Linked DNA regions of Homo sapiens: all the other regions are linked to region 6. Evidence: chromatin contacts called from ENCODE Hi-C or POLR2A ChIA-PET data. All regions are on one chromosome and are shown on one strand. Each heading gives the region's core, a stretch centred on a gene start or an enhancer-like site at or near the end of the contact. The rest is flanking DNA. Distances are from core to core; before and after follow the strand shown.

Evidence for each region. Hi-C counts contacts between places; a loop is a spot of excess contacts on that map. ChIA-PET counts read pairs that join two places held with the same protein, here RNA polymerase II (POLR2A). Pooled maps may share reads with other maps.
Region 1: a loop to region 6 is called in a pooled map, with 4 times the contacts of the local background. The contact joins the promoter of MBLAC1 here to the promoter of SRRT in region 6. A Hi-C loop is called at or near these places in 5 of 50 pooled maps. POLR2A ChIA-PET finds 5 or more read pairs at or near these places in 5 of 52 experiments (MCF 10A, OCI-LY7, SK-N-SH and 2 more).
Region 2: a loop to region 6 is called in a pooled map, with 5 times the contacts of the local background. The contact joins the promoter of LAMTOR4 here to the promoter of SRRT in region 6. A Hi-C loop is called at or near these places in 4 of 50 pooled maps. POLR2A ChIA-PET finds 5 or more read pairs at or near these places in 2 of 52 experiments (CD4-positive, alpha-beta T cell and OCI-LY7).
Region 3: a pooled map shows a loop between it and region 6 (6-fold over the local background). The contact joins the promoter of STAG3L5P-PVRIG2P-PILRB here to the promoter of SRRT in region 6. A Hi-C loop is called at or near these places in 2 of 50 pooled maps. POLR2A ChIA-PET finds 5 or more read pairs at or near these places in 3 of 52 experiments (PC-9, activated B cell and activated T-cell).
Region 4: a loop to region 6 is called in a pooled map, with 8 times the contacts of the local background. The contact joins the promoter of TRIM4 here to the promoter of SRRT in region 6. A Hi-C loop is called at or near these places in 2 of 37 single-sample maps with no recorded cell type and 6 of 50 pooled maps. POLR2A ChIA-PET finds 5 or more read pairs at or near these places in 2 of 52 experiments (CD4-positive, alpha-beta T cell and CD4-positive, alpha-beta memory T cell).
Region 5: a pooled map shows a loop between it and region 6 (4-fold over the local background). The contact joins the promoter of GPC2 here to the promoter of SRRT in region 6. A Hi-C loop is called at or near these places in 4 of 50 pooled maps. POLR2A ChIA-PET finds 5 or more read pairs at or near these places in 2 of 52 experiments (GM12878 and RWPE1).

The regions. Positions count from the first base shown.
Region 1 is chr7:100,124,705-100,128,902 of GRCh38, reverse strand. It overlaps MBLAC1 (metallo-beta-lactamase domain containing 1), which reads right to left and starts at 1,936. Exons shown (of 2, transcript NM_203397.3): 1 at 1,839-1,936; 2 at 408-1,535. The coding sequence starts at 1,507. The coding sequence ends at 707. CNPY4 (canopy FGF signaling regulator 4) reads right to left here. Exons shown (of 6, transcript NM_152755.2): 6 at 3,395-4,178. The coding sequence ends at 4,015. It also overlaps a transcript of TAF6 not described here. RefSeq lists silencers at 1,027-1,506, 1,597-1,716 and enhancers at 1,917-1,986, 2,697-3,366.
Region 2 is chr7:100,147,426-100,151,791 of GRCh38, reverse strand. It overlaps LAMTOR4 (late endosomal/lysosomal adaptor, MAPK and MTOR activator 4), which reads right to left and starts at 2,874. Exons shown (of 4, transcript NM_001008395.4): 1 at 2,817-2,874; 2 at 2,213-2,293. The coding sequence starts at 2,819. RefSeq lists silencers at 2,305-2,394, 2,405-2,494 and enhancers at 2,034-2,646, 2,795-2,904, 3,175-3,234, 3,259-3,871.
Region 3 is chr7:100,333,265-100,337,961 of GRCh38, reverse strand. STAG3L5P-PVRIG2P-PILRB (STAG3L5P-PVRIG2P-PILRB readthrough) reads right to left here and starts at 1,897. Exons shown (of 17, transcript NR_036570.1): 1 at 1,625-1,897. It also overlaps the pseudogene PMS2P1 and the pseudogene STAG3L5P. RefSeq lists a silencer at 1,529-1,598 and enhancers at 2,089-2,228, 1,917-2,795.
Region 4 is chr7:99,917,847-99,922,547 of GRCh38, reverse strand. It overlaps TRIM4 (tripartite motif containing 4), which reads left to right and starts at 3,018. Exons shown (of 6, transcript NM_033091.3): 1 at 3,018-3,539. The coding sequence starts at 3,147. It overlaps LOC101927610 (a long non-coding RNA gene), which reads right to left and starts at 2,945. Exons shown (of 2, transcript XR_001745296.3): 1 at 2,721-2,945; 2 at 1-1,364. RefSeq lists enhancers at 2,647-2,756, 2,997-3,076, 3,107-3,156 and a silencer at 3,287-3,446.
Region 5 is chr7:100,175,718-100,180,180 of GRCh38, reverse strand. GPC2 (glypican 2) reads left to right here and starts at 2,800. Exons shown (of 10, transcript NM_152742.3): 1 at 2,800-3,147; 2 at 3,816-3,974; 3 at 4,287-4,463. The coding sequence starts at 2,982. STAG3 (STAG3 cohesin complex component) reads right to left here and starts at 2,263. Exons shown (of 34, transcript NM_001282717.2): 1 at 2,176-2,263. RefSeq lists silencers at 2,489-2,538, 2,719-2,838.
Region 6 is chr7:100,873,366-100,877,864 of GRCh38, reverse strand. SRRT (serrate, RNA effector molecule) reads right to left here and starts at 2,762. Exons shown (of 20, transcript NM_015908.6): 1 at 2,537-2,762; 2 at 2,153-2,292. The coding sequence starts at 2,274. TRIP6 (thyroid hormone receptor interactor 6) reads right to left here. Exons shown (of 9, transcript NM_003302.3): 9 at 4,411-4,499. RefSeq lists a silencer at 2,281-2,510 and enhancers at 2,651-2,710, 2,921-2,970, 2,547-3,212, 3,213-3,877.

The sequences.
Region 1 (4,198 bases), core at 687-3,186, 750 kb after region 6:
CAGAGGTTGCAGTGCAGTCTGCAGTACAAGATTGTGCTATTGCATTGCAGCCTGTGGGGACAGAGTGAAACCGTGTTTCAAAAAAAAAAAAAAATTAGTGGGGCATAGTGGCACTTGCCTGTCATCCCAGCTACTTGGGAGGCTGAGGCAGGTGGATGGCTTAAGCTGGAGGCTGCAGTGAGCTATGACTGCACAACTGCACTCTAGCCTGTGTGACAAAAAAATATGAACAAATACATAAGTCAGGTGACTAAGGGGTCATCTTTATGCCCTGTACCTTCTCTCAGCAACCTCCATCCTATAAGAAAGGGGCAATTGGCCAAAGTATGCCTCTGCTGTAGTTGTAGATTACCATGTTTGCACGATTATCATTGTCAATGCTTCACATTTACACTAGGGCACTATGATTTTCAATGCAGTTTCCATTTTTATTTTGGAGGCCCCTCCCACGAACCTTCTCCCATTTTACTGAGGCCCAGGGAGAATGCACAGGGAGCTGAGCCCCTCCTTTGATCTTAGTTTGGTGGCAGAGACAGGCAGTGATACTGACGATGTGATGGCAGTGTCAGGTGCACTCTGTCTTCACTAGAAAACTGGCCTCCTGGAAGGGCTGGAAGCTCCCACCCTTGACTGCTCTGACTCTGTCTCCAGCAGCTCTTCGCTGTTAGGGCTTCCCTGACAAGAGTGCAGTCCCTCTCGAGGCTGATTAGTGCAGGGCGGGCTCCTCGTCTCCGACCACCGGCTCCTGCTGGCTGTTCCCTCCACCCTCCGTCTCGGGCTGCGAGGCTTCCCTTAACACTCGAAAGGGGGGCCCGTGACCAGGTACGACCACGTCGGCAACGACCAGGACCCTCTTCCGGCTCCGCTCCTGGGCTGCGGGGTCTTCACTCAGTGCCTGCCACGAATCCTCGTCCCCATCTCGCTCAAACACATCTCCCGCCACCACCACGGTGCCCAGAGCCGTGCCGGCCACCACCACGCTCACGTCGCGCTGGCCCCCGTGGCCCGGCGTGGCCCACACCTCGAGCCCCGGGCCCAGGCGCAGGGGCTGCCCCTCACCCAGCCCGTGGGGCAGGTAGCGGCCTCCGGGAAGGCAGAAGTCGTGCGAGACCAGCAGAGCCGCGCCTGGGAACAGCCCCAAGTTCCCGATGTGATCCGAGTGCCCGTGGGTCCCCACCACTAGCGTCACGTCTCCCGGGGCCACGCCCTGCCCCGCCAGCGCCCCCAGCAGCGCCTCCCGAGCCCAGGGGCCCCCGGTGTCCACCAGGATGGGGCCACGGGCCGCCTCCTCCAGGGCGGCCTCTGCGCCGCCACTCCCGCGCGGGGACTCTCGGTGGCTGGAGGCCGGGCCCCGGGTCTGGGGTAGGACCAGGGTCACGGAGCCGTCGGCGCGCACGGCATCGCCCACACCCTCTGGCTCCGCGTAGCCCTGCAGCAGAACCACCACAGAGTAGGGGTCGCCGGGCACCAGCAGAGGGGATGCCCCGCACAGCGGCTCGGTCCGCATGAGGCTGCTCCTGGCAGGGAGGGACGGGCTGGGGAGAAAGGAAATGGAGCAGTGGGCGACCGTCCTGTCCCTCCGCGATCCCCCACCCGCGCTCGGCCCCGCCACTGCCCCTAAGCCTCGGTTCTCTGCCACCCGCCTCCCATTAAGTTGGTATCACCCTCAACCCCTGCCCAAAATGGTATCGCCCAGACTCCCTTCACACTTGGGCCCGCCCCTCCCTCGGCGTCCTCGGCCCCCGCCCCATTCCGTTCGCGGTACGTACGTCCTTGCCCGTCACCCTCCAAAGGCTATCCTTTATGTTTCCCTCCATCGAATCCTAGCCGCGCTCTACCTTGGGCCTCTGCTAGGTCTTGCCTCACTCGAAGAAAGCGCAGAAATCGAAAACGCGGGTGAGAGTTTGTCCTCTGCGGTTCCCGTGTACCCAGATATGGCGGCCGAAGCGGCGCCGCGGAGGTAGCTGTAGTTCCGGCGCCTTCACCGTGTGCCCGAGGAGGCTGCCTGGCTGGGCTCCAGCCTCCTGGCGGTTCTCCGCTCCGCAACCCCAGCAACTTCTTTGCACTGCAGAATTTTGAAGCGCCATTAGCTTTGAGGAGGGTTCATGCTCAGTTGCCCAGGCAGGAGTGCAGTGGCGCGATCATACCTCACTGCAGCCTCAACCTCCTGGGCTCATGTGATCCTCCCGCCTCAGCGTCCCGAGTATCTGGGACCACAGATGCGCACCACCAAGCCCAGCTAAGGTTTCTATTTTTTCTTTCTCTTTTTTTTTGGAGACACGGTCTAGTTCTGTTGCCAGGACTGGTCTGGAACTCCTGGGCTCCAGCGATCCTCCAGTCTTGGTCTCCTGAAGTGCTAGGATTACAGGTGTGAGCCACCGCGCCTGGTCTTTTTTTCTTTTGAGACAGTCTCGCCCTGTCGCCCAGGCTAGAGTGCAGGGGCACCATCATAGCTCGCCCCAGTCTTGAACCCCTGGTTCTAGCGATCCTCCTGCTTCAGCCTCCTGGAGTGCTGGGAATACAGGCGTGCACGCCCCTCTAAATTTTTTTTGGTTTTTTTTGAGACGGAGTCTTGTTCTGTCGCCCAGGCTAGAGTGCAGTGGCGTGATCTCAGCTCACTGCAACCTCCGCCTCCTGGGTTCAAGCGATTCTCCTGTCTCAGCCTCCCGAGTAACTGGGATTACAGGCGCCCACCACCATGCGTGGCTTTTTTTTTTGAGACGGAGTCTCGCTCTATCACCCAGGCTGGAGTGCAGTGGCACGATCTTGGCTCACTGCCAGCTCCGCCTCCCGGGTTCCCGCCATTCTTCTGCCTCAGCCTCCCGAGTAGCTGGGACTGCAGGCGCCTGCCACCACACCCGGCTAATTTTTTGTATTTTTAGTAGAGACGGGCTTTCACCGTATTAGCCAGGATGGTCTCGATCTCCTAATCTTGTTATCCACCCGCCTTGGCCTCCCAAAGTGCTGGGATTACAGGCGTGAGTCACCGCGCCCAGCCGCCCGGCTAATTTTTGTATTTTTGGTAGAGACGAGGTTTCTCCATGTTGGCCAGGCTGCTCTCGAACTCCTACACTCAGGTGATCCGCCTGCCTCGGCCTCCCAAAGTGCTAGGATTACAGGTGTGAGTCACTGCGCCCAGCCTCCAGGCTGGTCTTGACCTTTTGGACTCAAGTGATCCTCCCATCTCCACCTCTGCAGTAACTGGGACTACAGGCGCTGCACCACCAGCCCTGCAGTCTTCTTTGTGTGTGTGTGTGTGTGTAGAATTGGGGTTTCACTATGTTGCTCAGGCTGGAGCTTGAGCTTAACAAGACAGCGGCCATTCTGGGTGCTGCCTCATCGACCAGCTAGCTATGTGTGCCCGGCTGTTGTTTGAAACTTTGGGCCCAGCTAGTTTTTAGAAAAAAAGAAAAAAGTTTAATAGCGATATAGAAAATTGAGCACCTATAAAACTATATGGTGGGCTCTGGGTTACATTGAGCTTAAGTAGACCAAGTATCTATCCCACCTAAATTATCAGCAACTCCAGGCCATGACCCAGTGTCCCATTCTCCTTCACGGTTTGCTGGTGTGTAGCCTCCTGGATACAGGCAATGTATATAGATCGCAGAGAATGTCCGTTCTGGCCTCTTCCTTGGAAGGGTCTAAAAACAGACCTTAAGGAGCTAAGTGACTTCCCCAAAGCCCACAGCTCCAGTGCCACTGCTGACTTTTGGGTGGGGGTGGGATCAGTTAAAGAGGAAAGCTTTCAGTACTGTCAGCACATACACCTGCCAATTAAGGGGCTGGATAGAGTTCATCTCTAGGAGCAGGACCTCCACCCCCACCCTCCACCCCAGAAGCCATGTCATGCTGTTTCACCAGGATCTTGCCTGAGGTTAGATGGGAGAGAACAGCTACAAGCTTGGGTGGAGTCACTCATAAACACACCCTGAAAGCTGTGGAGCAGGGAGAGTGCAGGCTTTAGAGGGCTCTCCATGATCCCTTCCCCTCCTGGGGGCTCAAAGGCAAGGGTCAAAGATCTTCTCGGTCAAGTTTGGGGTGGCTTCCTGTCTTGGTCATCTTGTCTCCCCCTTCCTCTTCCTCCTCTTCCTCCTCCTCCTCCTGCTCTTCCTCCCCTTCTGTTTTCTCTTCCCCATCTGTGATCTCCTTTCCAGTCCAAGTTTCCTGTAGACATGCTAGATCGGATGACAGAAAA
Region 2 (4,366 bases), core at 1,625-4,124, 730 kb after region 6:
CCAGGAGTTCAAGGCTACAATGAGATGTGATCGTTACCACTGCACTCCAGCCTGAGTGACGGCGAGACTCTATCTTAAAAAAAAACAAACAAACAAAAAAACAGGACGGGGTGCTGTGGCTCACACCTGTAATCCCAGCACTTTGGGAGGCCGAGGTAGGCGGATCACGAGGTCAGGAGATCCAGACCATCCTGGCTAACATGGTGAAACCCCATCTCTACTAAAAATACAAAAAAGTAGCCGGGCATGGTGGCGGGCGCCTGTAGTCCCAGCTACTAGGGAGGCTGAGGCAGGAGAATGGCGTGAACCCGGGAGGCGGAGCTTGCAGTGAGGGGAGACTGCACCACTGCACTCCAGCCTGGGTGACAGAGTGAGACTCCGTCTCAAAAAAAACAAAAACAAAAACAAAAAAACAGGCCGGGTGCAGTGGCTTATGCCTGTAATCCCAGCACTTTGGGTGGGAGGCTGAGGCGGGCAAATCATGAGGTCAGGAGTTCGAGACCAGCCCGGCCAACATGGTGAAACCCTCTCTCTACTAAAAATACAAAAATTAGCTGGGCATGGTGGTGCACACCTGTAATCCTAGCTAATCAGGAGGCTGAGGCAGGAAAATCACTTGAACCCGGAAGACGGAGGTTGCAGTGAGCTGAGATCATGCCACTGCACTCCAGCCTGGGCCACAGAGCGAGACTCTGTCTCAAAAAACAAAAACAAAAAAAAACAAAAACAAAACTCTTCTCTCCTTGCTCCTCCTTCTTACCACCACTTGCCCAGTCTCATCTCTTTTTTTTTTTGTTTTTTTTGAGACGGAGTCTTGCTCTGTCGCCCAGGCTGGAGTACAGTGGTGTGATCTCGGCTAACTGCAACCTCCACCTTCCAGGTTCACGCCATTCTACTGCCTCAGCTTCCCGAGTAGCTGGGACTACAAGTGCCCGCCACCAGGCCTGGCTAATTTTGTTTTTGTATTTTTAGTACAGACGGGGTTTCACCGTGTTGGCCAGGATGGTCTCGATCTCCTGACCTCGTGATCCGCCCGCCTTGGCCTCCCAAAGTGCTAGAATTACAGGCATGAACCACCACGCCCAGCCCAGTCTCATCTCTTAATGACGCCTCCTTCTGCCCATCTTCACATCACTAACAACAATATTGCTCAACCACCTCACTGGGTCTTGTTTCTGTTTTAAAAAACCTTTCAAACTGTATTACCTTCAAGAATAAGTTCAAGTGTGTTAACCTGGCCTTGAAGATCCTTCACAATTACATCCTCCCTGACCATATCCTCCTCTCTTCCCTCAAACCTTCCCAAATCTTTTCAGCATAAACTTACCATCAGTTCAGATAGGTTAGTGCCACACACCTGCAAATAAGTCCTCCCCCACTGTAAATACTCTCCTTTAAGGTGGGCTGAATTCCTACCTCCCGGAAAGTTAGTTACCTTGTCATAACATGTTGAATTTTTAATATCCTGGATTCCCTCAATAGTCTTTACCACCTGTATTGTTTTCAACCCTTAACCTTAAGCTTTGTCTCTACCTAAGTCAAAAACATCTGGAGACTTAACACTATACAGTACTATGGAACAAAATACAAATGCCTCTTTAAGAAATACCAAATAAAGGCCAGACGTGGTGGCTCACGCCTGTAATCTAGAGACCTAACACCATACAGTACTATGGAACAAAATACAAATGCCTTTTTAAGAAATACCAAATAAAGGCCAGGCATGTTGGCTCACGCCTGTAATCCCAGCACTTTGGGAGGCTGAGGCAGGTGGATCACCTGAGGTCAGGAGTTTGAGACCAGCCTGGCTAACACGGTGAAACCCCGTTTCTACTAAAAATACAAAAAATTAGCAGAGCATGGTGGCACGTGCCTATAATCCCAGCTACTCGGGAGGCTGAGGCAGGAGAATCGCTTGAACCCCGGAGGCGGAGGTTGCAGTGAGCCGAGGTCGCACCACTGCACTCCAGCTTGGGCAACAAGAACGAAACTCAGTCTCAAAAACTATAAATAAATAAATCGCAGCCGTTAGGAGACTAAGATTCCACAGACTGATTACTGAAAGTAATTGCAAAAACTGCAAATACTTTTGTACCAACCTAATAGATGCCAGGCAGGAAACCAGATAAAAGCCGAGAAAAGAAGGGCCAATATTAGAAGGGGTTACCGGGCTGTGTGCACTAAGGGACCCCCTCCCTTTCCCAGAACGCACCGCCAGCACTGCACCTTCACTCAGTACCAGGTAGCCGAGCTGGTCTGGGATTCGCTCCAGCCCCTGGGTCAGCGCAGAAGTCTAGTGGGTAAAGATGCAAGTCGTGAGAAGCATGCTAGAGGGATGGACGGCCCGATACCCTTCACCTGCAAACCCAAGTCTCTGGGTTGACGATGGCCCCAGGTTTTCTCATTCCCCAGCCAGGTCCCTTCCCGGCCCCCTCCCCCCTACATGGTCCTCAATACTGATCTTCCCGAGCCTCCATCTGCCCCCACTCTCGCCCCCGGGCTCCCCTGGCCTTCCACATCCCACCTTTGCTACCCCAAGGGGCCTTTGCTGCCCCACTGGCCCCTGCCCCCAGACCCTCTCTTCACCTCCCTTCGTCTCCGCCCGACCTGCAGACTACCCGCAGCCCCAGAACACCCTCCCACAGACCCCTCCCCAGCATTCTCGTCGCCATCCCTCCCATTTCCATCCCCTCTTCCTCCCCGAGCGGATAGGAGGTGAGGGTGGAGCGCAGGCCCACCAGGGGGAAACCACACAGACTGGGGAGCAGAGACGCTGAACCCCCGGCGGGTCCTCTCGCGCATGCGTCCTCACTCACCATCGCAGTCTTCGGTGCTGGGGGAGCTCCCTACCAGATAGGTAGCTTCCGGCTTCAGGCCCCGGTCACGTGCTTGCAGCCGCTGCGCTCCTCCTTCTGCTTGCGCCACTGGCCTTTAGCCCCGCCTCTAGCATGAGGATTGGACAGTGGCCACGTCGTCAGACCCAACCAGCCAGTGCGAAGCGCTGTTTCCCGGAGGCGCACGTTGATTGGTGATATCCCCTCTTTAACACCCATCTCCCCGCCCCTCAGTGCCTGAGCGAGAGGAAGACGCGGGAGCGTCCGAGGAGGGGAGGATCTGGGAGGGGCGGGAGTAGGCCGGGGTTGACCGTTTGGTCCTGGGCGCACTGTCTGGAGCCAGAGTTCCGCCTGAGCCAGGATGCCCGCTGGTGTGACCCCCCCAAATGAATCCCTTCCCAGGTTTAAGACTGGACCCAAAAACTAGAGAATAAAAGGAAATAACGTGCAATGCATGTGAAAAACTATTCAAGGCTGGGCGCCGTGGCTCACGCCTGTAATCTCAGCGCTTTGCGAGGCCGAGGACGGATCATTTCAGGGCAAGAGTTCGAGACGAGCCTGAGCAACATAGCGAGACCCTCCCCAGTCCCCCCGCTCCAACCACCTCTACAAAAAAATAAGAAAATAAGCCGGGCATGGTGCCTCACGCCAGTAATTCCAGCTACTAGGGAGGCTGATGGAGGAGAATCTCTTGAGCTCAGCAGTTGCAGAGTGCAGTGAGCTATTATGGTGCCACTGCACTCCAGCCTGGGTGCCCTTCCTCTAAAAAAAAAAGAAAAGAAAAGGAAAAAAAAGGTACTCAAATGCTACTTTTTTTTTTTTTTGAGTCGGAGTCTCACTCGGTCGCCCAGGTTGCAGTGCAATGGCGCGATCTCTGGCTCAATACAACTTCCGCCTCCCGTGTTCAAGCAATTCTCCTGCCTCAGCCTCGCGAGTAGCTGGGATTACAGGCGCCCACCACCACGCCCGGCTATTTTTGTGTTTTTAGTAGAGATAGGGTTTCACCATATTGGCCAGGCTGGTCTCAAACTCCTGACCTCGTGATCCGCCCGCCTCGGCCTCCCAAAGTGCTGGGATTACAGGCTTGAGCCACCGCGTCCGGCCCTCAAATGCTACTTTTGTGCCTACTCAAGACAGCTCTTTGTTGAAGACAAGAATTTGTTCCCGAAGTGGTTTTTTTGTCCCCAGATTCAGTCCGGGACAATGTGGTGGTAAATAGAATCCCCAGCTAGCCAATGCAGCTGCAATACTGAATATTCATTCCCTACAGGAAAAAATTAGAAACAGTACCTTGGAATGATACACACACACACACACACACACACACACACACACATCACACAATATATGTAAACATTAGAAATTTTTGTTTTAAATAATTTCTAAACCTGTTGCCATATTAATGTGGTGGAGGCTGTGTTAGTGAAATAATATGAAGAATGATTCTAGAAGCCTGGGCAACATAGCAAGACCCCATCTCTAAAAATTTAAAAATTAACCAGGCATGATACTGCACATGTAGTCCCAGCTAC
Region 3 (4,697 bases), core at 648-3,147, 540 kb after region 6:
TCCCAGCACTTTGGGAGTTCAAGGCGGGCGGATCGCCTGAGGTCAGGAGTTCAAGACCAGCCTGGTCAACATGGCAAAACCCCGTCTCTACTAAAAATACAAAAATTAGCCAGGTGCAGTGGACAGCGCCTGTAATCTCAGCTACTCATGAGGCTGAGGCCTGAGAATTCCTTGAACCCAGGAGGCCAAGGTGGCAGTGAGCCGAGATCATGCCACTGCACTCCAGCCTGGGTGACAGAGTGAAACTCCGTCTGAAAAAAACAAACAAACAAAAACAAACAAAAAACCAGACCATATTGTTTAGGGATACTTAGCTGACAAAATAATAGAGACAAGCAGGACATAATTACCATAAAAATCGGGCCCTGGGATGTTGGTGGGGAAGGTTTAAGTGGAAAGAATGGAGCGGTCACAATGTGTGTCAACCTGGGAGGTGGTGACCCTGGGGTTCGCTTTGTAATTCCTCAAAATGAGCATTTATGTGCTACTCACTTTTCAGAGGATAGAATTCTGAACTAAAATGTTTAAGCAGCCATACGCAAAAAAAAAGAAAAAATATGGATAGATTTTTATTTTAATTAAAACATTTAAAAAATAGAGACAAGGCAGCTGGGCGTGGTGGCTCACGCCTGTAATCCCAGCAATTTGGGAGGCCGAGGCAGGCGAATCACGAGGTCAGGAGATCGAGACCATCCTGGCTAACACGGTGAAACCATGTCTCTACTAAAAATACAAAAAAAAGTTAGCCAGGCATGGTGGCGGGCGCCTGTAGTCCCATCTACTGGGGAGGCTGAGGCAGGAGAATGGCGTGAACCCGGGAGGTGGAGCTTGCAGTGAGCCGAGATCAGGCCACTGCATTCCAGCCTGGGCGACAGAGCAAGACTCCAACTCAAAAAAAAAAAAAAACATAGAGACAAGGGTCTTGCTATGTTGCTCAGGGTGGTCTCAAACTCTCCGGGCTCAAGCAATCCTCCCGCTTCGGTCTCCCAAAGCGCTGAGATTCCAGGCGTGAACCACCGCGCTCGACCAGGAAAGATATATATATATATAATATATATTTTATAATATATCATGTTATATATTACACATAATATACAATATGTATAATACGCATAATAAAGGTATATTTAACATATATAAAAATATATATATATATAATAATTTTTTTTTTGAGACGGAGTTTCACTCTTGCTGCCCAGGCTCGAGTGCAATGGCTCGATCTCAGCTCACTGCAAGCTCCGCCTCCAGGGTTCAAACCATTCTCCTGCCTCAGCCTCCCGAGTAGCTGGGATTACAGGCGCCCGACACATGCCCGGCTAATTTTTGCATTTTTAGTAGAGACGAGGTTTCACCATGTTGGCCAGACTGGTCTCGAACTCTTGATCTCAGGTGATCCGCCCGCCTCGGCCTCCCAAAGTGCCGGGATTACAGGCGTGAGCCACGGCGCCCGGCCTGAATAAATCTTTTAAAACATAAAAATCTGGGTGACCCCCTGGCCGGCCGGCACAGATGCCGGGGTGGGGCCGCGAATCGGTTGGGACGCACTCTATCCGGCCTAGGGGCACCTGGGCCAGCAACGGGCCGCCGCGCGTGCGCAGTGGGCGGGGGGGCCCCGCGCTCCTACCTGCAAGTGGCCAGTGCCGAGTGCTGGGCCGCCGCTCCTGCCGTGCATGTTGGGGAGCCAGTACATGCAGGTGGGCTCCACACGGAGAGGGGCGCCGACCCCGTGATAGGGCTTTACCTGGTACATCGGGGTGGCGCGTGCCAGACACCAACGGTCGGAAACCGCCAGACACCAACGCTCGGAATCCACGCCAGGCCACGACGGAGGGCGACTACCTCCCTTCTGACCCTGCTGCTGGCGTTCGGAAAAAACGCAGTCCGGTGTGCTCTGATTGGTCCAGGCTCTTTGACGTCACGGACTCGACCTTTGACAGAGCCACTAGGCGAAAAGGAGAGACGGGAAGTATTTTTTCCGCCCCGCCCGGAAAGGGTGGAGCACAACGTCGAAAGCAGCCGTTGGGAGCCCAGGAGGCGGGGCGCCTGTGGGAGCCGTGGAGGGAACTTTCCCAGTCCCCGAGGCGGATCCGGTGTTGCATCCTTGGAGCGAGCTGAGAGCTCGAGGTGAGCTGGGCTCGCGGTCGCCCCTCTCGCGCGCCCTCTTTAAGAACCACGGCGTCCAACCTCCCTGGAAATGGGGGGAACATGGCCGAGGCGCGTGGCGAGGCCGCCTCGTGGAGGCCCCGGAGCGGCATCCTCAGCGCCCCAGCGATCCGGTGCCCATTAGGTGCGCCTTGAAGCCGAGGCAAGCTCCTTCGGGGTGCTGGGCTGCGGGCAAAGAATTCGGCCCTGTGAAGAGTTGGGTTCGGCCTGTCTCAGGCCCTGCCCACATCCCATCACAGGGCCGTGGACTTGAAGCCGGAACGTGAAATCCCTATAGACTGAATGCATTTCCTTCCTACCTGTTCTCTCTCCCCTTTTATTTTTATTTTTATATTATTTTATTTTTAATTTTTACTTTATTTTTTTGTAGAGACGGGGATTTAGCTATGTTGCCCAAGCTGGTCTGGAACTCCGGAGCTCAAGCAGTCCGCCCGCCTTGGCCCCCCAAAGCGCTGGAATTACAGGCGTAATGCACTGTGCCTGGCCTTTAAAAAAAAATTGAGGTTATTTTGGGGACAGTAGAGCGTCCAGACACATCCTAATTTGCATAGCTGCGCAGTTTTAAAAAATGCAATGCATTTTTACCTGTTAGGGTATGTGATTTCTGGCTAGTAAGCTACACCGAATCTTGGCTAGCACAGTTGAATTCCATGTCAGATTTGTAAACGCAAATTTGCTCTCTGCATTTAAATATATTAGATATATTTAGGTAACTACATTTAAATGTATTGAGACATTTAAATAAATTTGCCGTCTGTATCTAAATATCTGAAGTGGACCAGGTGCGGTGGCTCACACCTATAATCCCATCACTTTGGGAGGCCAAGGCAAGTGGATCATGAGGTCAGGAGTTCACGACCAGCCTGGCCAACATGGTGAAATCCCATTTCTACTAAAAATACAAAAATTAGCTGGGCGTGGTGGCAGGCGCCTGTAATCCTAGCTACTTGGGAGGCTGAGGCAGGAGAATCGCTGGAACCCAGGAGACAGAGGTTGCAGTGAGCTGAGATTGCACCACTGCAGTCTAGCCTGGGTGACACAGCAAGACTCCATCTCAAAAAAAAAAAAGAAAAAAAATCAGAACTGGACCTGTAGCCTGTAGTGTGTTGCCAAATAAACTTATTTTTAGAGATACTTCTTTCCATTTTCTGTGAGGTCATCTGCAGTTTCACATGGTAGACAGACTTTGGTGAGATTCTTAGCAACATAGAATGAAGAGTAAAGAGGTTTGTTTATTTCACAAGGGTTTATTTAAGGCCTACAATGTGTTAAATGCTGTAGGAAATACCCACTGATTTCTCTTTTCATGGAGGTTTCCTGCCTTCTCTTAACGAGTGATCAATTAAACTGTTTACTGGAACTTGCTAAGTTAGTGAACACACGGGATACATTCTTTGGATGAGCAGACATTGGTTGGGCAGAGGAGCAAGAGGAGAGCAGTTTAGACAGAGACCTGCTTATACACTGTAGTGTTTAAAAGAGCTTGTGATGTTCAGGAAACAGTTGTTCACTGTGCTGCAATATAGGGGACGGCCAGTTGCGGTGGCTCACACCTGTAATCCTAGTGCTTTGGAAGGCCAAGGCGGGCAGATCACCTGAGGTCAGGAGTTAGAAACCAGCCTGGCCAACATGGTGAAACCCCATCTCTATTAAAAACACAAAAATTAGCTGAGTGTAATGGTGGGTGCCTATAATCCCAGCAACTTGGGAGGCTGAGACAGGAGAATCACTTGAACTTGGGAGGTGGAGGTTGCAGTGAGCCGAGATCATGCCATTGCACTCTAGCCCAGGTGAGAGGGTGAGACTCTGTCTCAAATAATAATAATAGTAATAATAATGTAGGGGACTTGATGAAGGGAAAGGATTAGAGAGATTCTGAAAAGAAGGTAGTTTGGGGCCCAGTGATGACTAGATTTTAAGTTTCATATAGTAGGAAGTGGGGCACTAGTAATTTTTCAAGCAGAAAAATTATTTGACCAGATTCGTGATTTCAAAAATAGCTCTGGTGATAGAGTGGAGGATGGGTTGGAGCAGGGAATAAGGGGAAATGAAACCGTTATAAAACTCTTAAAGCGGGCCGGGCGTGGTGGCTAACGCCTGTAATCCCAGCACTTTGGGAGGCTGAGGCAGGCGGATCACGAAGTCAGGAGATCGAGACCATCCTGGCTAAAACGGTGAAACCCTGTCTCTACTAAAAATACAAAAAATTAGCTGGGCATGGTGGTGGGCGCCTGTAGTCCCAGCCACTCAGGAGGCTGAGGCAGGAGAATGGCGTGAACCCGGGAGGCAGAGCTTGCAGTGAGCCAAGATCGTGCCACTACACTCCAGCCTGGGCGACAGGGCGACAGAGCAAGACTCCGTCTCAAAAAAAAAAAAACAAAAAACAACAAAAAAAAACTCTTAAAGCAAGTACAGCAAGAACTTTGAGGGTCTTTGCTAAGACAGCAGCTGGCAGCTTCAATCTGGAGTAGGGTATCAAAGGCAACTGTGTATAAGGAATAGTTATATAACTGGTATCCAATTTCTGAGATGAT
Region 4 (4,701 bases), core at 1,769-4,268, 960 kb after region 6:
TGCTACCATGCCCGGCTAATTTTTTTGAATTTTTAGTAGAGACGGGGTTTCACTGCGTTAGCTAGGATGGTCTCGATCTCCTGACCTCGTGATCTGCCTGCCTCGGCCTCCCCAAGTGCTGGGATTACAGGGGTGAGCCACTGCGCCTATTTCTTGATTTGATGTTGATATTTTCCCACCAGTCTTGGATGCTGTGTTCTGTTTCTGTCACTCTTTTTGTGTGTGTGTGTGTGTGTGTTTCAGCAATTTCTATTTACCTACCTTCAAGTCTGATTTTTTCCTCAACTGTGTTCAGTCTCCTAATGGGCCCATGGAGGGCATTCTTCATCTCTATTATTATATTTTTTATTTTTATAGTTTCCATTTTATTTTTCCTGATAGTTTCCATCTATTTGCTAAAATCACCCATCTGAGCTTGCATTTTGTTCACCTTTCCCCTTAGGGCCTTCATCACATTAATCACAGTTATTTAAAATTCTCTCATATTTCTAATGTCTATGTCTTATGAATCTGGTTCTAATGATTGTTTTATCTCTTTGGACTGTGTTTTTTCTTGCCTTTCTGTATGCGTCTTTTTTTCTTTCTGTTAAAAGTTAGTCATGTTGTATTTTTTTTGCTTAAATTATTTTTTCAATTCTCTCTTCACAGTATGAAGTAAAGATTGTTTTTATGCTTGGAGATGAGTGTGTCTTTCCTTCTGCTAGGCCTTTAGTGCTCTTGAGTGCATAGCAGTGGTTCGGTGGTATCAGTCTAGTCAGAAATTGGGCTAGGTTTACAGTTTGTTGTTGTGGTTATCCTCAGTGCACAACAGACTTCAAATTTCTCTAGAGATAGCTTATGTGTAGGGTGTGGACTTTATTTTGAAAGTGTGTTTTAAAGAGGTCTGTATGGATGTCAACTCGATGCAGAGTGGACAGTGGTAATTTTGTAATATATCAACTTTGCTAAGCTAAACTATGTTTCCCAGAATTTCCTTTCCTTTTGTTTCTGGTTAGAATAGCCCAACAGAGACATGGTTGTGTAAGTCTTGAAGGGGAGAACTGAAGCATCCCTCCAGTTTTATACTTGAAACGGTGGTGCAGGGACACTAGGTGCTACTGCGGCTCATCTACTTTGTCACCAATCAGCTGGTTCACCTTGTTGGGATGGGGCAGAAGCTTTTCCCTGAGTCTTCCTTCACCTTTTTTGATTCCTGAGCTGTGTGTGTGTCTAGTCCTGTGGCAAAAAGTGTCAGCTCCTCTAGCAAGGATACTCATATCTTTAAAGTTGGAGACAGTGAAAGAATGACCAGCTCGTGTCTTAGGTTCCAACTCATTTTTGCTCTTCCCTACTTTATGTTCATCTTCCCTTCTTAACTGCTTGCCCTGCGAACATAAAGAAACATAGTGATTCCACTTCTCTGAATGAACCTTGGCTGGTATACAGACTTATAGACATTTTGTGATGGAGAAAAATTGTTAATTAGGGAGCCTCACTTAGTAAAGAAGGAAGGTCATCTCTGGTATGGCAGGAATAAAGACATAAGGATTTTAAGGGATTTACCTGAAAAGATTTAAATGACTACTGTAAGGGGAATAAATACTTTGCAGGAATGCTGAAACTTCTCATTCAATACTTAGGTAAACATATAGACACACAGATGCCATAAACACTCATGGTAAACATCAGTAACTGTTAAGAGCATTCCTTCCTGCTTGGTCCCTATTAAAGAACCAGATCCCTTCTCCATAGAGTATTCCAATTTGCAAAGAAAATCCATTCATTAGTTGTCCAATTTAAATGTTTTAGAAATATTCAGTGGAACTTTCATCAATAACCCCCAAACAGATACCTCAAGAACCCCTTTTTCTAATCATTTAATCATACTACTTACTGAGAAAAATTATTATAGGAAAGGCAGTATTTGATATTGGGACATAAAAAGAATGAAAAATCTGTTAAATAAGCAAAAGCCCATTAGCCTGAGGCTGTCTTGGTACTTGAGTTCCCATATAACAAAATACAACCTGACTTAGTATGTAAACGAACTGAAGCCTAACTTACTTTATTTTTTATAACAGCTGGGTTTCAGCCAATCACGGCCGAGCTTCAGCAAATAACAGACAGCCAACTGATCAGACCATGCCCCAATAAGGCAAATGCCTCATCATATCATTGTCAAATAAGGCAGACACCTAGATGTTAGCTAATGAGGTGATTTCTCTACTTTGCTTCCTATAAAAGCTAGCAGGTCATACTGCTGGACAGAGCTCTCTGAACCTCTTTTGGTTCTGAGTGCTGCCCAATTCATGAACTGTTCTTTGTGCAAATAGCTTCTATTAAATTTGTCAGTCCAGAGTTTTTTTTGTTTTAAACAAATATTCACAAGAAAAGGAAGAAAGTGGGAAGAATAAAAAGCAAAGCACCTCAGAAACACAAGATCGAAAATCCACTTAAGGGATATAGATAATTCCCTGAAACAGGTGAGCATATTATTTGTTGAAAGCCTCCATGGATGTTCTTTGGGATAGCAAAATGGTTGCTACTTTTCAAATTGGATACCAAAAAGGCAATGTATCTGCATCTCAGAATCCAAATCATCCCCACGTTAGCCAAACTCCAGGCCTACCAACACAGATCCTTCAAGTCTTCCTGGCCTTCCAGGCCCCTAGGCTGCAGCTCGCCCAGAACTCCTGGGACTCTAAAACTTAAATCGGTCTAACCAGCAGGCGAACACAGACCTGAACCCTCAAACTTGGAAAGAAAGATCATAGGCACCTCCCCGGTTGGCTCCCCCAGGGACCACAACGTCCGGCTCTAACGCCTTGCCCAAGTCCTCTGTAGCTTTCCACAGGCATTTCTGGGTCTCTATAGCTGTTTGGAGGAGCCACTCACCGGTCCCGTCCTGCCCCGCGCCTAGGCCTGAACCAACCCCCTCGCGGTTCCGGCGCGGATACCCAGCAGCTTCCGGTCTTGCGCGCTCAGGCCGGGCAACGTCCGTGCGTTCTTTTTGGGTCCTGAACCCCGGAAGAGAAACTGCGTTGTACCCTTTTACGTGAGGCGGTGACGGCGGTTCGGAAGTCGTCTGGCCTCCCCGCGGCCGCTCGCAGCTTGCTGGCCTCTCCCGCGCCTCACGTCGGACTCCGTCTCCGCGGCAGGGAAGCAGCATGGAAGCTGAGGACATCCAGGAGGAGTTGACCTGCCCCATCTGCCTGGACTATTTCCAGGACCCGGTGTCCATCGAGTGCGGCCACAACTTCTGCCGCGGCTGCCTGCACCGCAACTGGGCGCCGGGCGGCGGCCCGTTCCCCTGCCCCGAATGTCGGCACCCATCGGCGCCCGCCGCGCTGCGACCCAACTGGGCCCTGGCCAGGCTGACTGAGAAGACGCAGCGCCGGCGCCTGGGCCCCGTGCCCCCGGGCCTGTGCGGCCGCCACTGGGAGCCGCTGCGGCTCTTCTGCGAGGACGACCAGCGGCCAGTGTGCCTGGTGTGCAGGGAGTCCCAGGAGCACCAGACTCACGCCATGGCACCCATCGACGAGGCCTTCGAGAGCTACCGGGTGAGCTGGCCGTCGCGGTGACTATGACGGGGCTGTCAGTGTTGCCCGATAAAGTTTACTTAATGCTCCTAAAAGAGCCACGAAGTGGCTGTCATTCCTACTGGAAGCATGAAAAGCCCCTGAAACTCAAAGAAGTTAAGCAAAACACGAATTTCAGAGCTAGGGTTAAAACTGGAATGAGAGGAGGGGAGGTGCAAACCTCAGCAATCATTGTGCAGAATTTTCAATAAACTGGCCCTTGGGGAGCTCATAATAAAGAAAAACATACTGAGAGGGTGTGTGCCGCTGCTGTCCAATAGAAACCACATATGTAATTTAAAATCTTTCTGGTAAGATAAGGAAACGAGGTGACGTTAATTGTAATAATATATTTTATTTAATCTGATTACCCCAAATATTCAAAGCTGAGATGAAAATTATCAATGAGATTTTTTTTTTTTTTCTGAGATGGAGTCTCACTTTATTGCCCAGGCTGGAGCACAGTGGCGTGATCTTGGCTCACTGCAACCTCCTCCTCCGGGGTTCAAGCAGTTCTCCTGCCTCAGCCTCCCGAGTAGCTGGGATTACAGGCACACGCCACCACACCCGGTTAATTTTTGTTTTTTAGTATAGAGGGGTTTCACCATCTTGGCCAGGCTGGTCTCGAACTGCTGACCTCAAGTGATCTGCCCCGCTTGGCCTCCCATAGTGCTGGGATTAAGGTGTGAGTCACCACGCCCGGCCTCAATGAGATATTTTATACTCCTTTTTCATAATAGGTCTGAAATTGGTGTGTATTTTACATTTACAACACATAGCAGTTTGGAATATCCACGTTTCAGGTGCTTGTATGGCTAAATGGATACTGTATTGGACAGTGCCTGTCTGTATCTGTAAATGTCATAGACAGCTGATGATTTGGGAAAAGCCTAGCTTGTAATGATGAGGCTGGGTTTTGTTACTAGCTTCCTTCATCAGTTGGGAAAATCCTGTAACATTTGAATTTGGGGATTATCTGTCCTATCTCATGGGTTAAGAAGCTCCGGTTGAATAAATCACTTTACCTTACTCTGCTTCAGCCATACTGGCTTTCTTGCTTTTGTTTCAAGTCTGTTCTCTTTCTCTACCCACATCTATCCTTTAGATCCTTTTAGCTTTTAGCTTGAAGACCTTCCCTGATCAT
Region 5 (4,463 bases), core at 1,551-4,050, 700 kb after region 6:
AGGAGGCTGAGGTGGGAGGATTGCTTGAGTCCAGGAGTTCAAGGCTGCAGTGAGCTACGATCGCACCACTGTACTCCATCCAGCTTGGGTGACAGAAGAAGACCCTGTCCCCCCTCAAAAAAATAGTAATGATAAATAAGACAAATGGCTGGGCACAGTGACTCATGCCTGTAATCCCAGCACTTTGGGAGGTCGAGGCAGGCAGATCACCTGAGGTCAGGGGTTCGAGACCAGCCTGACCAACATGGAGAAACCCCATTTCTACTAAAAATACAAAATTATCCGGGTGTGGTGGCATATGCCTGTAATTCCAGCTACTTGGGAGGCTGAGGCAGGAGAATCGCTTGAACCTAGAAGGCGGAGGTTGTGGTGAGCTGAGATCGTGCCACTGCACTCCAGCCTGGGCAACAAGAGTGAAACTCCATCTCAAAATAAATAAATAAATAAGACAAAGAGCTGACCTAAGGCATCAAGGGATTAAGCACAACAACACCCCAGAAACTGGCCAGCAGGTTTGGAGTTGCTCTCCAAAAGCTGAGGAAGTCACACACCAGGGTAGCTTCAGACACATCTCTCTCTAGAGGCTGTGGAAGTGCAAACTGCCTACTGCAAGGAAATTTAACTCATAGGTATTTTCTTTAAAAAAAAAAATTGCACACTGGGTGTGGTAGATCATACTTGTAATCCCAGAACTTTAGGCGGCTGAGGCGGGAGGACTGCTTGAGCCCAGTAGTTCAAGACCAATCTGGGCAACATAGCAAGACCCCATCTCTACAAAAAATAAGCAAAAACTAGCTAGGTGTTGTTGCGCACACCTGTGGTCCCAGCTACTCAGGAGGCTGAGACAGGAGGACTGCTTGAGCCCAGCAGTTTGAGACCAGCCTTGGCAACATGAGACACACCCAAAAAAAAAAAAACAAAACCCAAGCAAGGTACACACCAGGGCAGCTTCAGACACAGCCCTCTCTAGAGGCTTCAGAAGTGTAAACTGCCTGCTGCAAGGGAATTTAACTCATAATTAAAAAAAAAAAAAAAAAGGCAAGGTGCCCAGGGTGGCTCAAACCTGGAATCCCAGCACTTTGAGCAGCTGAAGCAGGAGGACTGCCTAACCCTACGAGTTCAAAATCAGTCTGGGCAATATAGCAAGATCCTGTCTCTACGAAAAAACCAAACCAAAACCAAAAAAACTAGCCAGGTGTGGTGGTGCACCTGTAGTCCCAGCTACTCGGCAGAATGAAGCGGGACGATCGCCTGAGCCCAGGAGGTCGAGGCTGCAGCGAGCTATGACTGCACCACTGCACTCCAGCCTGGGAAACAGAGCGAGACTCTGTCTCAAAAAAAAAAAAAAGTAATGACAAATAAATAAAATAAGGCAAAGAGTGGACCTAAAGCACCAAGGGATTACAGACACCAGAAACTGGGCAGTGGGTTTGGAATTGCTCTCCAAAAGCCGAGGCGTGGTGCACAGTGCTCCCGCCTATAATCCCAGTACTTTGGGAGGGCGAAGCGGGAGCATCGCTTGGGTCCAGGAATTCAAGATCAGCCTGGGCCACATAGCAACGCCCTGTCTCTAAAAAAAAAAAATTAAATGGAAAAAAAAAAAAAAGCCAAGCAAGGCAGACAGCAGGGCAGCTTCAGACGCACCCCTCTCTGGAGGCTTCGGAAGTATAAACCGCCCTCTGCAAGGGAACTTACAGGTTTTTTAAAATGAAATAAAAAAAATAAAGAAAGAAATAAGAAAAAAAATACAAGAAGACCCCAGGCTTTCGTTTCCAGAGGACTAGCACCTGATTCCACCTGGAATGGAACAGGAGGCTCTTAAGGATTTGGGGGTGGAGGCGCCATGAGAATAGGGCTGGAAACGCAAAAGGAGGAAAGGCAGGTGCGCGTTTCCTATTTTTCCAGAAGGTAAAAATATCTACGACTGCCCCTGGGGTAAGCGGCTCCAGGATAAAGAGCCTTCCAAGCGCTTAAGAGAATGGACTCTCAGTCTATGGAGGCCTGGGGAGAGGATTCTCCAGCTCTGTGGCGGAGGCCATTGGGGCACGGCCCGGGAAGGCTCCTAGTGTCAGGGCCGGGAGGGTCGCGAGAGGGCCTATTCTTGGGTCAAGGAGAAACCTGTCAGAGCCTGGAAGAGTGACTTCTGGCCGAGCAGGGTTCAGGGAAGGTCCCCACCTCAGGTCCCTCGGGTGTCTCTGGCCACCCCACCTTCCACACAGGCGCCCGCCGCTGCCCTTCCGGGGGCGAAAGATTCCAGAAAAGCGCGGGAACGTACAAGACACGCTGTGCGCAAGCGCAATCCCAACGGCTCGCCCAGGGCCAGTAGCTATCGCGAGGTTTGGAAGTGTGCGAGCTGATGCGCGCCACGTTTGAGTCACGCCGCTCCACAGCCTCGTGTGGCCTCAAGCTCTCAGGCGTCCTGCCCTCTCACGTGGGCTTGGGCACGCGGGCGGCCCGCTTTAGCCCCGCCCCCACCCAGGTCCCACCCCCGCTACCCTCAATCTCCTACTCCATTGGGCGGGTTTTGGACCAGACTGCTAGTAACCCCTTTAATCTGGCTTCTCAATTGCCATAGGCTAGGTTCCACCCAGGCCCCGCCTTTTGAGCCGGATCGCCACGCCCCCGAGGGAGACCACGCCCCTATTTCACCAACCTCCTGAGTGCCAGCCGGGTCCCGCCCCCCTGCCGAGCTTCCGCGCTACATTGGCTTAATTTCTTCCTTGCCCCCGCCCCTGAAGCCGGCTCCGAGCCATTATTGGCGGGGCCCCGCCTCGGGCCCCGCCCCCTGTCCGGCTCCCCGCTCCCATTGTCTCGGCAGATGCCGCCTGGTCCAGCTATCGTGCTCGGTATTCAGTTTTCCGGAGCAGCGCTCTTTCTCTGGCCCGCGGAGCGGTCCCGCGGCCGAGTACCGGATTCCCGAGTTTGGGAGGCTCTGCTTTCCTCCTTAGGACCCACTTTGCCGTCCTGGGGTGGCTGCAGTTATGTCCGCGCTGCGACCTCTCCTGCTTCTGCTGCTGCCTCTGTGTCCCGGTCCTGGTCCCGGACCCGGGAGCGAGGCAAAGGTCACCCGGAGTTGTGCAGAGACCCGGCAGGTGCTGGGGGCCCGGGGATATAGCTTAAACCTAATCCCTCCCGCCCTGATCTCAGGTGAGGAGAAAGAGGAAGACTAGAGAATTGGGGGTGGGGGGCGGGGGCGGGGCCTCCTCATCTCACAATAACTCTCTTCCTTTTCAGAGTGACCGTTATACTAATCTTTTCATCCCACAGTAATGTCTGTTCTCCTCCTGTAACTTCCTTACCGGGATCACAATAACCCTCCTATGCAAAGAATAGCGCTCTTACTCCATCCCCACCCCAGGAATCCCCTCCTCCTAATTAACACCCCCTATGTGTTTCTTTCTTCACAGCCATGTTCTCCTCGCTGTTTCTATTAGCCCCTTCTATGAGAATACTTTATTGCTCACCAAGTAACCCCACCCTTCCAAGCCCCATTCTTCATCCCCTAGAAGCTGTTCTCCAAGTCCCTCGAGGTCTGGGGTGTGGACATTGGGGAGGGTCACCTGAGGACACTCTGACCACTGACTTGGCCCTCAGGGCAGCTGTTAAATAGATGATCCCGTGGCTAATGGGAGTGAACTTGGGATGGGTCAGGAGACAATAAGGTAGGGGATAGGTTCAGGTAGGGAAGAGGGTGCAGACAATAGAAAAGAGACCAGGCAGGTAGAAGAGAAGGCATAGTCCCCAGAGATAGGCGGGAAATGGAAGGGATTTTAGGATATCACTTCCCACCATTCCTTCACGTCTCCTCTGTCCAGGTGAGCACCTCCGGGTCTGTCCCCAGGAGTACACCTGCTGTTCCAGTGAGACAGAGCAGAGGCTGATCAGGGAGACTGAGGCCACCTTCCGAGGCCTGGTGGAGGACAGCGGCTCCTTTCTGGTTCACACACTGGCTGCCAGGCACAGAAAATTTGATGGTGAGGACCTGGGGTCCCCAAACTCAGCTTCACAGCTCCTCTCGGTGCTTAGGACCCCAGCAAGGCTCCTGTCCCCACTCCTTACTCCATCTGTGAAGACTCCATCCCCTCCCAGCCCGCCCACCCCCCAGACTCTGTCTCCAGGGCCCTGCCCTCCCCCATTCCCTGTCTGCCCCATCTCTGAGAGTTACTCAGTTTCTGATTCACTTGTCTTTTCTCTTCTCTCCCATCTCCTCCTGCCTCTGCCTGTTCACTTTTCTCCCCATTCTTTGGCCTGACCTGCCTTCCACCTGTTCCCTGCATTTGCTGCAGAGTTTTTTCTGGAGATGCTCTCAGTAGCCCAGCACTCTCTGACCCAGCTCTTCTCCCACTCCTACGGCCGCCTGTATGCCCAGCACGCCCTCATATTCAATGGCCTGTTCTCTCGGCTGCGAGACTTCTATGGGGAATCTGGTGAGGGGTTGGATGACACCCTGGCGGATTTCTGGG
Region 6 (4,499 bases), core at 1,513-4,012:
GAAAAAAGCTGTTAGTTCAGCTCACTCAATCACATGCGTACTCTTGCTCAAGACAACTAACGCGGGCCTGTAATCCCAGCACTTTGAGAGGTCGAAGCAGGTGGATATGTGAGGTCAGGAGTTCAAGACCAGCTGGCCAACATGGTGAAACCCCATCTCTACTAAAAATACAAAAATTAGCCAGGCAGAGTGGCACGCACCTGTAATCCCAGCAACTCGGGAGGCTGAGGCAGGAGAATCACTTGAACCCAGGAGGTGGAGGTTGCAGTGAGCTGAGATCGCCCCACTGCACTCCAGCCTGGGTGACAGAGCAAGATTCTGTGTCAAAAAAAAATTTTTTTAAAAAAGACGTACAGTCAAGAGTCCAATCTAATCAAATTTAAATGTTTTACTCTTTCATCAAGAATCATTGATGGAAGTGGCTTTTTTTTTTTTTTTTTTTTTTGAGACAGAGTCTTGCTCTGTCGCCAGGCCGGAGTGCAGGGGTGTGATCTCAGCTCACTACAACCTGTGCCTCCTGGGTTCAAGCAATTCTCCTGTCTCAGCCTCCCAAGTAGCTGGGACTACAGGCGCGCACCACCATGCCTGGCTAACTTTTGTATTTTTAGTAGAGACAGGGTTTCACAATGTTGGCCAGGATGGTCTCAATCTCTCGATCTCGTGATCTGCCCGTCTCGGCCTCCCAAAGTGCTGGGATTTCAGGTGTGAGCCACTGGGCCCGGCTGGCTTTTTTTTTTTAACTCTTTGCTGTCACTGCCTTGATGTTTGGTAAAGCATCAGCGGTTTTACCCATCATTGCTATGGCACCAACAGTGGAAATGGCAATAATATGTAAACATTACCACAAAAACTAATTTTAGCCTCGGAGACCCCCTATGGTCTGTGGACATCCTGAGAAACAGGACTCTAACCAAACTAGAATATGCTAAAATCACACGTTATGTCCACAACTCCAAGCTGTTCATGTCACTCGTGTCTGGGGAATTCCCACTCATCTTTCCAAGTCTAGCCAAGTGTCACTTTCCAGTGGGTCCCTGACACACAACCTCCAGCACCGCTCCCCTCCTTTAGAGATCTGTTCCCTCAATGCTTACCCTCTTTATAACTTCCACTATATATACTCATTTACAGAATACATCCACTGCCATTCTGATCCCCCATGCCAAGCTCACTGTAACACCCTAAGGTCAATAACCACATCTTATAATCAATCCAATCAGCACCGCCCTATGAACTCTGAGATTTTAGGCAAAACAGTGACAAGAAACCTAATCATATATTGTCAGGGAAATAATCTGACGACCTCTCCAGTCAGATCAACTCTATATTATTATTTTTCTGAAGCAATCCTCCTAAAATATAATTTACAACCTGGGCAACAGAGCAAGACGCTGTCTCTACAAAAAATAATTTTAGACCAAGCACTGGCTCATGCCTGTAATCCCAGCACTTTGGGAGGTCGAGCTGGGTGGATTACCTAAAGTCGAGAGTTCCAAACCAGCCTAGCCAACATGGTGAAACCCCGTCTCTACTAAAAATACAAAAATTAGACGGGCGTGGTGGCAGGTGCCTGTAATCCCAGCTACTCGGGAGGCTGAGGCAGGAGAATTACTTGAACCCCAGAGGCGAAGGTTGCAGTGAGCCAAGATTGCGCCATTGCACTCCAGCCTGGGCGACAGGGCAAGACTCTGTCTCGAAATAACAATAATAATTTTTAAAAGTTAGGCGGGCGTGATGGCCTCCCCCTGGAGTCCCAGCTTCTCAAGAGGCTGAGGCGGGAGGCTCGGTTGAGCCCGGGAGGTGGAGGCTGCTACGACTGCATCAATGCACTCCAGCCAGGGCAGCAGAACAAGACCCCATCTCAATAACAAAACAAAAAAAAGCAAAAAAGCACGCTTTTCGTGCATGTATAAACAGTGCTTCTTCATACTCAAACTCTTAGCTCTATAGCTCTGATCTGCAGAGAATTTCAAAAACCAAGCCACAGCTAGTTATTTGGCCAACAGCAAATAGGCTGAACCACAGAAAACGGTCCAATGAGCCATTTCATAGGATTCGCCCTCATAAAAATTACAAGGGGGAGAAAGAAAAGCGACGCGGGTGGAGTGAAACGGCATGAAACGGGGACAAGATGAAGTTAAAAACGGCTCACCTGTCATTCCAATCGTCCCCTCGACGTCTTTCATCTCTCTCGCGGGAACGGTCGTAGTCGCTGCGCTCTCTTCTGAACTTGTCCCTGCGCCTTCGATCGTACTCGTCATCACTGTCACCCATGGCACGGTCTGAGGGGGCCTGGGGACCGGGGAGAGGCGGTAGGAGTGGTGCAAAAGGACGAGCGGAGGAAGGGACCGTCCCTCGCGGGCAGCTCGCCCGCTTCCCTCCCGCCAAGGCCAGCCCTCCGCGGCCCCCACCATCCTAGGCCTGAGAACGCGGCTCCAACACCTCCACTCGCCCCGAGTTTCTCCGCGCCCGCCCCCGTGGACCCCGGTTCCTCTCCCGCCCCAGCGGGGCCCCCCAGGCTCCTCCCCTCCCCCACCTTGGTGCGGCCGCGGCCGTTGGACTCGCGCTCGGACGGGCTAGATTTCAGGGCGACCTGGGTCGCGGGCGCGCGACGAGGACTTCGAGGAGGGCGAGACGGAGACGGAGCTCTTGAGTAGAGGGCCGAAGAGAGGCGAACAAAAGTGGGACAACCGGGGATGGGCAGTAGCGCGCGCAGCCCGCGCTGCGCCTGCGTCACCCACGCCTCCGAGGCACAAAGCTCCACCCTCGCGGCCGGAACTGGAACTAACAAACCGAGCGCGAAGGGCGGGGAGAGCAGGGCGTGATGGGAAAGGGGCGGGGATCTCGCAAGTCTCGCGCGGCTTTTCGAGACGATAACGGCTCGAGCGTTAGGAACTACGGGACCTCGGCTGGGCCAAGCGCGGCCTCGGGAGGCGAACAAGCCCTCTGGGCGCGAAGGGAGAGCGGAAGTCGAGGATCGCGCGACCCCAGATGTGTCGGGGTCCTAAGACGGTTCTCATCCAGCCATGTTCCCCCCACGGGCCTCCTGACCTCACCGGGGGTGATTTCGTCCCCTCCTCGGGCAGGGCGTGGGCTTGGGAAGCGCGGGCGCTTAGGGGATGGAAGGTGGAAGCAACCATTTTAAAGCATCGTATCCCACCATTTTCTGCTCCAAATATCCAGCCAAAATTGGGTGCCACAGTGCGCACTAAATGCAAAGTCCGCCGTTCCTGCTTTTCCTCGACAAAGACGCCCCGTCTTTAAGTAAAATTGGCAGATCTCAGTCTTAACCCCGCTCAGTATTTGGATGAAATAGGCTGTAAGTTAACGCCCTAAACAGAGTATGGACCGCCCAGATTCAATGGATTACCACCCCCGGGAGTAACACCAAGGCCCCTCTCAGTGAATTGAGTGTGAGACTTAATAGGAAGACCAGCTGAGATGGCTCACGCCTGCAATCCCAGCGCTTTGGGAGGCCGACGTGGGAGAATCACTTGAGCCCAGGAGTTGGAGACCTGCCTGGGCAACATAGCAAGGCCCCTTTACAGAATATTTAGGGCCAGGCACATTGGCTCACACCTGTGATCCCAGCACTTGGGAAGGTCGAGGAGGGAGGACTTAAGCCCAAGAGTTCAGGACTAGCCTGGGCAACATAGCAAGATCCCATCTACACACAAAAAAATAATAACTGGGCTTGGTGGGATGCCCCTGTGGTCCTAGCTACTGGGGAGGCTAAGCCAGGAGGACTGTTTGAGCCCAGGAGTTCAGGGCTGCAGTGAGCCTTGATTGCACCACTGCACTCTAGCCTGGGGAACAGAGTGAGGCCCTGTCTCAAAATAGATACATAGAGGAAATCTTGCCTCCTCCCTGAGGCGTGCTTGCTCCCAGCACTGAGAGGAGGGTAGTGACGGATTACAAGAGTTGTCAAAAAAAACTGGACCTGAGTCAAAAAGACCCAGGTTCCACCATTTAAGAACCATGCAATCTGGGGGAGTCACCTCTCAGCTCTGACATCCTCACATGTAAAAATGCAGACAGTGGCCAAGGGCGGTGGCTCACGCCTGTAATCCCAGCACTTTGGTTGGGTGAAGCGGGCAGATCACTTGAGGTCAGGAGTTCAAGACCACCCTGACCAAGGTGGTGAAACCCCGTCTCTACTAAAAATACAAAATTAGCCAGACGTGGTGGCGGGCGCCTGTAATCCCAGCTACTCAAGAGGCTGAGGCAAGAGAATCACTTGAACCTGGGAGGCAGAGGTTGCAGTGAGCCGAGATGGCACCACTGCATTCCAGCCTGGGTGACAGAGCCAGACTCCGTCTCAAAAAAAAAAGAAAAAAAATGCAGGCAGTAACAATGACTGGGCCTGTAATGGGCTACTGGGAGAATCAGATGAGACAACAGACTTGGAAGTGTTTTGTAAACTCGAGGGATTATTATTTCTTGATTGGAGAAAGAGAAGACAGCATTTGGTGACAAAGTCATACAGGTGGATGTCAGGG